Regions from separate parts of the Homo sapiens genome. Here region 1 is linked to region 2. A link is a contact called in ENCODE Hi-C or POLR2A ChIA-PET data. All regions are on one chromosome and are shown on one strand. Each heading gives the region's core, a stretch centred on a gene start or an enhancer-like site at or near the end of the contact. The rest is flanking DNA. Distances are from core to core; before and after follow the strand shown. Region 1 holds the start of TTI1 (TELO2 interacting protein 1). Region 2 holds the start of TM9SF4 (transmembrane 9 superfamily member 4).

The links. Hi-C counts contacts between places; a loop is a spot of excess contacts on that map. ChIA-PET counts read pairs that join two places held with the same protein, here RNA polymerase II (POLR2A). Pooled maps may share reads with other maps.
Region 1: a map of CD8-positive, alpha-beta T cell shows a loop between it and region 2 (18-fold over the local background). The contact joins the promoter of TTI1 here to the promoter of TM9SF4 in region 2. A Hi-C loop is called at or near these places in 1 of 168 maps with a recorded cell type or tissue (CD8-positive, alpha-beta T cell) and 5 of 50 pooled maps. POLR2A ChIA-PET finds 5 or more read pairs at or near these places in 1 of 52 experiments (Caco-2).

The regions. Positions count from the first base shown.
Region 1 is chr20:38,031,965-38,034,705 of GRCh38, reverse strand. It overlaps TTI1 (TELO2 interacting protein 1), which reads left to right and starts at 1,250. Exons shown (of 8, transcript NM_001303457.2): 1 at 1,250-1,302. RPRD1B (regulation of nuclear pre-mRNA domain containing 1B) reads right to left here and starts at 960. Exons shown (of 7, transcript NM_021215.4): 1 at 608-960. The coding sequence starts at 758. It overlaps LOC124904898 (a long non-coding RNA gene), which reads right to left and starts at 600. Exons shown (of 2, transcript XR_007067579.1): 1 at 1-600. RefSeq lists enhancers at 328-923, 1,124-1,393, 924-1,519.
Region 2 is chr20:32,108,374-32,111,073 of GRCh38, reverse strand. It overlaps TM9SF4 (transmembrane 9 superfamily member 4), which reads right to left and starts at 1,360. Exons shown (of 18, transcript NM_014742.4): 1 at 1,319-1,360. The coding sequence starts at 1,333. RefSeq lists enhancers at 354-1,096, 1,260-1,439, 1,097-1,841, 844-2,043.

The sequences.
Region 1 (2,741 bases), core at 1-2,500, 5.9 Mb before region 2:
CTTAACCTAAGATGGGAGAGACTACCTACTTCACAGGGCTGTTCTAAGGACTGAGTGCGAGGATACACACAAAGGTCTTAGTATAGTGACTGGTATGAAGTAAAGGCTTTGTAAGGGGTAGCTATCCTTGCCTCCCTCTTACAGATGAGAAAACGGAGACACAGGGAGATGAAGAAACTCTCCCAGTATTATTCAGCTGGCAAATAGCTGAGCCAGGACTCGATCTGCAGAGTCTGACTCCGGAGCCCACTGGCTTTTACTCCAAATACCCAGCACTGGGCCCGACATGCTAGGGCCAGTACGGCAGTGAATGCAGCCGAGATAATAACAGCCACAAATGTCAGGGGGAAACTGAAGGGAAAATGGCTTGATGAACTAGAAGTCTGGACACCTGAGTCCCAGTCCGTGGACCCTCAGGCAAGTACCTTAAACCTTCCCGGGCCTCAGTTTCCTTCTTCGAGAAATGGGGCTAACTTTGTCTCCCATCTCAGAAGCTCGATCAGGCCTGGAAAGCAAGGCTCAATGAAGAGGCTTAGAGGGGCCTAGGTTGTATGTGGGCGAGAGGACAATCCGGGGACCGTCCAGGGGGTGGGGATTTGGTGTTTACCTTTGCGGAGCTCGCGGTGCCACACGGAGACGATGGGTCCCGCGTGCTTGCGGTGGTGGATGAGCCAAAGGGACAGGGTCTGCACGCTCTGCTGAGAGTTGCTCAGCTCCGAGAGCTTCTTCTCCAGCGCCGACTCAGAGAAGGAGGACATGGTGGCGGCAGTGAGGCCCGGCAGGGAGCGGCCTGGGCCGCCCAGTGCGGCGGGAAGAGCGACGGCACGAGGCCGGGGCCTCACCTGACAGGCTGCGGGACTTTTTACCGACTGACAGACTGCCAGGGGTGCGAGAAGGGGGAGGGGATGGGTCTCCGCAGTAACAGCCGCCCGCGCCGCCGCCACAAGATGGCCACCCGACCTCTCACCCTGCCGCGAGAGCGAGGTCAAAGGGCAAGGGCCGGAGCAGAGGGGCACCGAGAGGCGTCGGAGCTCTAGAAAACCGTCCCTTTGGAGGCGGCGGCCGCTCTGAACCTCGCGCAGAGCACTTCGAAGGAGACAGAGCGAGGCAAGGAGAGTAGTTCCCCGGGCCCCCGGAAAGAGCTTTGACCGCTCGAGCCTGCACACCGGCGCAGTGGATCTCGCCGGAACCCTTTTTCCCGCTCCCTCGGAACCTTTCTGGCGCGATACGGCGCGCTACTTAGCGCGTCACTTCCGGCGAGGCAGAGGAGGCGGGAGAGTGAGAGAAAGGCTGGAAGACGAGGTAAGGGAAGAGTGGCGGGAACCAGAGGGAGCCCAGCAGCTGGGACCCTGTAGAGGGGTATCCTGAGGGGACATTGAGTCTGAGAGATCATGATCTGGATATGGGAGGGGGATTTCCTTTCTAATCTGGCGGGCCCCAGGCCGCATCTTTCCTCCATATGTGTTCGGCTCTCTGGCTGTCCCCCAAAACACTTAGTTTTGGTTCTTCCAAGCCACCCACGTGCCCTTTTCACGCCTCCACGCCCTGGCGCTCGTTCTCTGTCCGAAAGTGACATCCCCTTTCTCACCTGGTGAGCTCCTACTCAGCCCCCCGGAGCACCCTTTAATGTCCTGTTTTGACCTTTTAGTCTGTAACAGCGCCGTCATGAAACACACATTTGGGCTCTCGGCTCTTAAGTGGGTTCTCACTCAGGGTATTATTACGTGCTGCTTTTGCCGTCTGCGGGTCCAGTTGACTTTTTCGAACTTAAGTGAGGTGTTAACTTTAGGGAAAAGGTGGAGGGAACTAACTTAGCCTTCCCAATGTGTCTGTTGACCTCATGTTGAGACACACTATTTGAGGCCTGGCGCAACGTCTCTTGCTTGTAATCCCAACCCTTTGGGAGGCCGAGGCGAGAGGATAGCTTGAGGACTGGAGTTCAAGACCAGCCTGGGTAACAGCGAAAATTAGCCAGGCATGGTGACGCTCACCTGCAGTTCCAGCTACGCGAGAGGATACCTTGAGCCCAGGAGTTAGAGGTTACAGTGAGCTATGATCGTGCCACTGCACTCCAGCCTGGGCGATGGAGCGAGACTCTTCTCTGAAACAAAACAAAACACTATCTGAGACTCTAAACCTTGACCCTATTTTTTTTTTAAGTTTTAAATCCCAGGTATCAAAGCAGCAGAGAAATTTTGTTTTTCTTACTGCCACGGGGGTGATGGTAGGGAGTTAAGTTATAGACATAAGAGGGTTTTAAAATTTCCTGATCGTGGTATAACTTCCTAGTTGTGGGCAGACTCTAGTTTAGGAGACGTTCTTCTAGTTGATGCCTGCTTTTGCTCTTATTGCACTGTATTGCAGTTCTTTGCTTACATGCTTTTACCCTTCCTCCAGACTGGAATCATAATCATAGCTAACGCAGTGAGAGGTTACTATGTGCTAGACACAATTCCCACACAGTAACTCATTTAATCCTCACAACAAAGCTGTGAGGTATTATATTATCCCCCTTTGGACAGCGTAGGAAACAGGCTCAGAGAGGTTAAGTGACCTACCCAAGATCACATTACTAAGACTTGAGGGAAGGGGCTGCAACTTAGCCATCTTTTTGGCCCCAGTTCCTGATTTATCAAGTGAGTTAGTGTAAAAGAGGTGAGTAACCTAAAATCATACAGTGAGTATCTAGTCATAACTGAGGGCTTTTGTGTCGAAATCTAGATCATCTTTCCATATTAATA
Region 2 (2,700 bases), core at 111-2,610:
TTGCTACCAGTCAATAATATATCCCTGTTTGGAGAAAACCAACACCAAATTATTTAAGCCAGAATCTTCCTTTGCTAAAGTCAAATGTCATTTCCTTTTCTCTGAGTCTTCCTTGTCATTCACTCCCCGGACGAAATTATCTGCTGAGGAGGCAGTATGCAGGAAGACCCAGGAAATCATTCTGGACTAAGTGACTTCAATTTTAGTTCTGGTCTCTTGACAAGCAGAATTTGAACTAAACTTTTAGAAAAAGGGCCAGTCCTTCAAAGATTTACTTCCAAGGTTCTGCACCAGGAGCCCGCAAGCTCTGACCCAACTTCCAAGCATGGCTATTTTACCTCCACCCTCATCCACACACAGACTTCATCCCAACATATAGCTTCATAATAAAGAGCCTTCATCCCTAACGAGCTGTGTGGCCATGTTGGGGAATGGGAAGGAGAGCAGTGAGGTGGGGCTATTAGTGTTTTTCAAAACGTAGTTCACAGACCACCTCCACTATATAATCACTAGAGTGCTTATAAAAGGGCAGATTCCTGGGCATCACCTAGCCCTATGGAATTAGAATCTCTGGGAGTGGGGCTGCTCAGGAAACTGCATTTTTAGCATGCCTCCCCCTACACACCTCGAGATTCTTATGCACAGTAAAGTTTGAGAACCAACAGGGTAAAAGGTCCCTAAGAGAGGGGCAGGGAGTTGACTGAGAGAAGACAGGAAGGGCAGGGAAGCCTCTAGGGATGAAAGATGGGGGTGGGGTAGGTGAAGGCAAGCTCTGGGGTAGCGGCAGTCAAGGGGGTGCGCGATGGGGACAGCTATGAGTGTAAGTGAGGACAGGGCTCTGAAAAGGATCTGAGGCAGCGCTTGGGCTGGGAGGGTGGTCAGAGGAGAGGTCACATCTGCGGACTGGTTATGATGGTGGGGAGGCGGGGAGAGCAGGGTCTGGACGTGACGGGGAGGAGCAAGGATGAGAATAACGGGAGGGGGTCTTCAGAGGGGTCAGGACAGGGAGGTGAGAAATGGAAAATGGGGCTCACAGTGGGCGGAGACCAAAAGTAGAATGGGAACCGGCGAAGGCAGCAGCCGAGGTCTTCCTCCGAAACGGCGCCTCCCCCAAAACTCGGGGCCTTCACAAGCCTGAGTGCAGGGGCAGGGCCAGGGAGGTGGATTTCGGGGAAGACAAGCCCAGTCAGAGGTAGCCCTCAGGCCTGAGTCAGGGGTCCCGGAGGTGGCTCAGGGCCAGGCATGGGGTGCTGGAAGATCCTGGGATACCCCGGAGGGCCCCGCTCCAGCTCCCGCTCCCGGAGTCTCCTTCACTCACCATCGCCGTCGCCATCTTGGATCCACGTGTCGCCGTAATGACGTCAGCGGAAGTGGTGCTCCCTGGTTACGGAGTTTAACTCCACAAGGTGGTCGTCTGGCTTCAACCGCTCCTGTAGTGGCGGTCAGCAGAGGGGAAAAGGAGTCTTAGCTCCTGCTCGACAGTCTGGTCTGGGAAAGTAAGGTCGCTGATTAGGTGAAGAGAGAGAACGGTGTAACTAAGGAAGCCATATTAGCTCCTGGCAGAAACTGAGCCTCCCTTATTCCCGCTGCATTGTGGGTAATGGGGGTGTGCGAAAGTGCGCTCGTGCTCTCAGCGCCATCTTTACTACTGGCAGGAAGACCCATTGCCAGGGTTACCTGAGACCTTGATTTGAGGGAAAGGGTGGGCACTGGGGCTCCAAGAGCAGTACGACTCCAAGAATAATTTGTAATTATATATTTAAGTATTTGTTTGATTTTAAGTATTTGTTTGACTATCCTATATCCTCTTTAGTAGACTGTAATCCCCATGAGGGTGGACCCTGTTTTTTTGTTTGTTCGTTTTTTACCTTGCTCTTCCTCATTCCCATCTGTGAAATGGGAAGGGGGTTGGTTCATCATAGGCTTGTGATGAGGATTCAGTGACACAGTATTACATAGGATGTATTCAATAAATAATTGTCAGTATATGTTTATGTATACTCCTTTGGGCTTGTGGTAGATGCCCAATACATTATTTTTTAAATGAACGAGTGAAAACCAGCATATTCAGTGGAGGGAGATATCTCTGAATGTGGACGTCATGCACTAGCTTAGTGTGTGACTCCAGACAAGTCACGCAATCTTCCTAAGCCTCAGTTTCCAAATCTGTGAAAAAGAGACTCAAAGAATCATGGTATTAAGGTTGGGAAAGAACTCAAAGTTCATTTGACCCATGTATATCACTTTAAACTGAATACAGTACCAGTGCTATCTTAGACTGTTTTAAAAAAGCTATTAAAAGAATAATAATGATTAATAATAATCATCAGCACTTGCCGAGCATTTTGTGTGCTGCAGCACTTAGCATTATGCTAACAGTTCATTAGACTCTTTTTATCTAATTCTAGGGGGCAAGGGACAGTTGAACTCTGATCCCCACCTATGGGCACCACTGTGGTGGATTTTCTGCAAAGATGGCTGCCACGTAGTTCTGTCCGTCCTTGCATGATGAGCATACGGTTTCTCTCCTCAAGAGATAGACTCTGTTTTACCTCCTGTTGAATCTGGCTGGTCATGTTGGTTGCTTTGACCAATAGGATGTGCTACAAGTGATTCTGCCAGTACTGAGCCTAGGCCTTAAGAGGATTGAAAACGTCTGATTCTACCTTCTTGGTTATAAAGAAGTGTAGCTACTCTGCT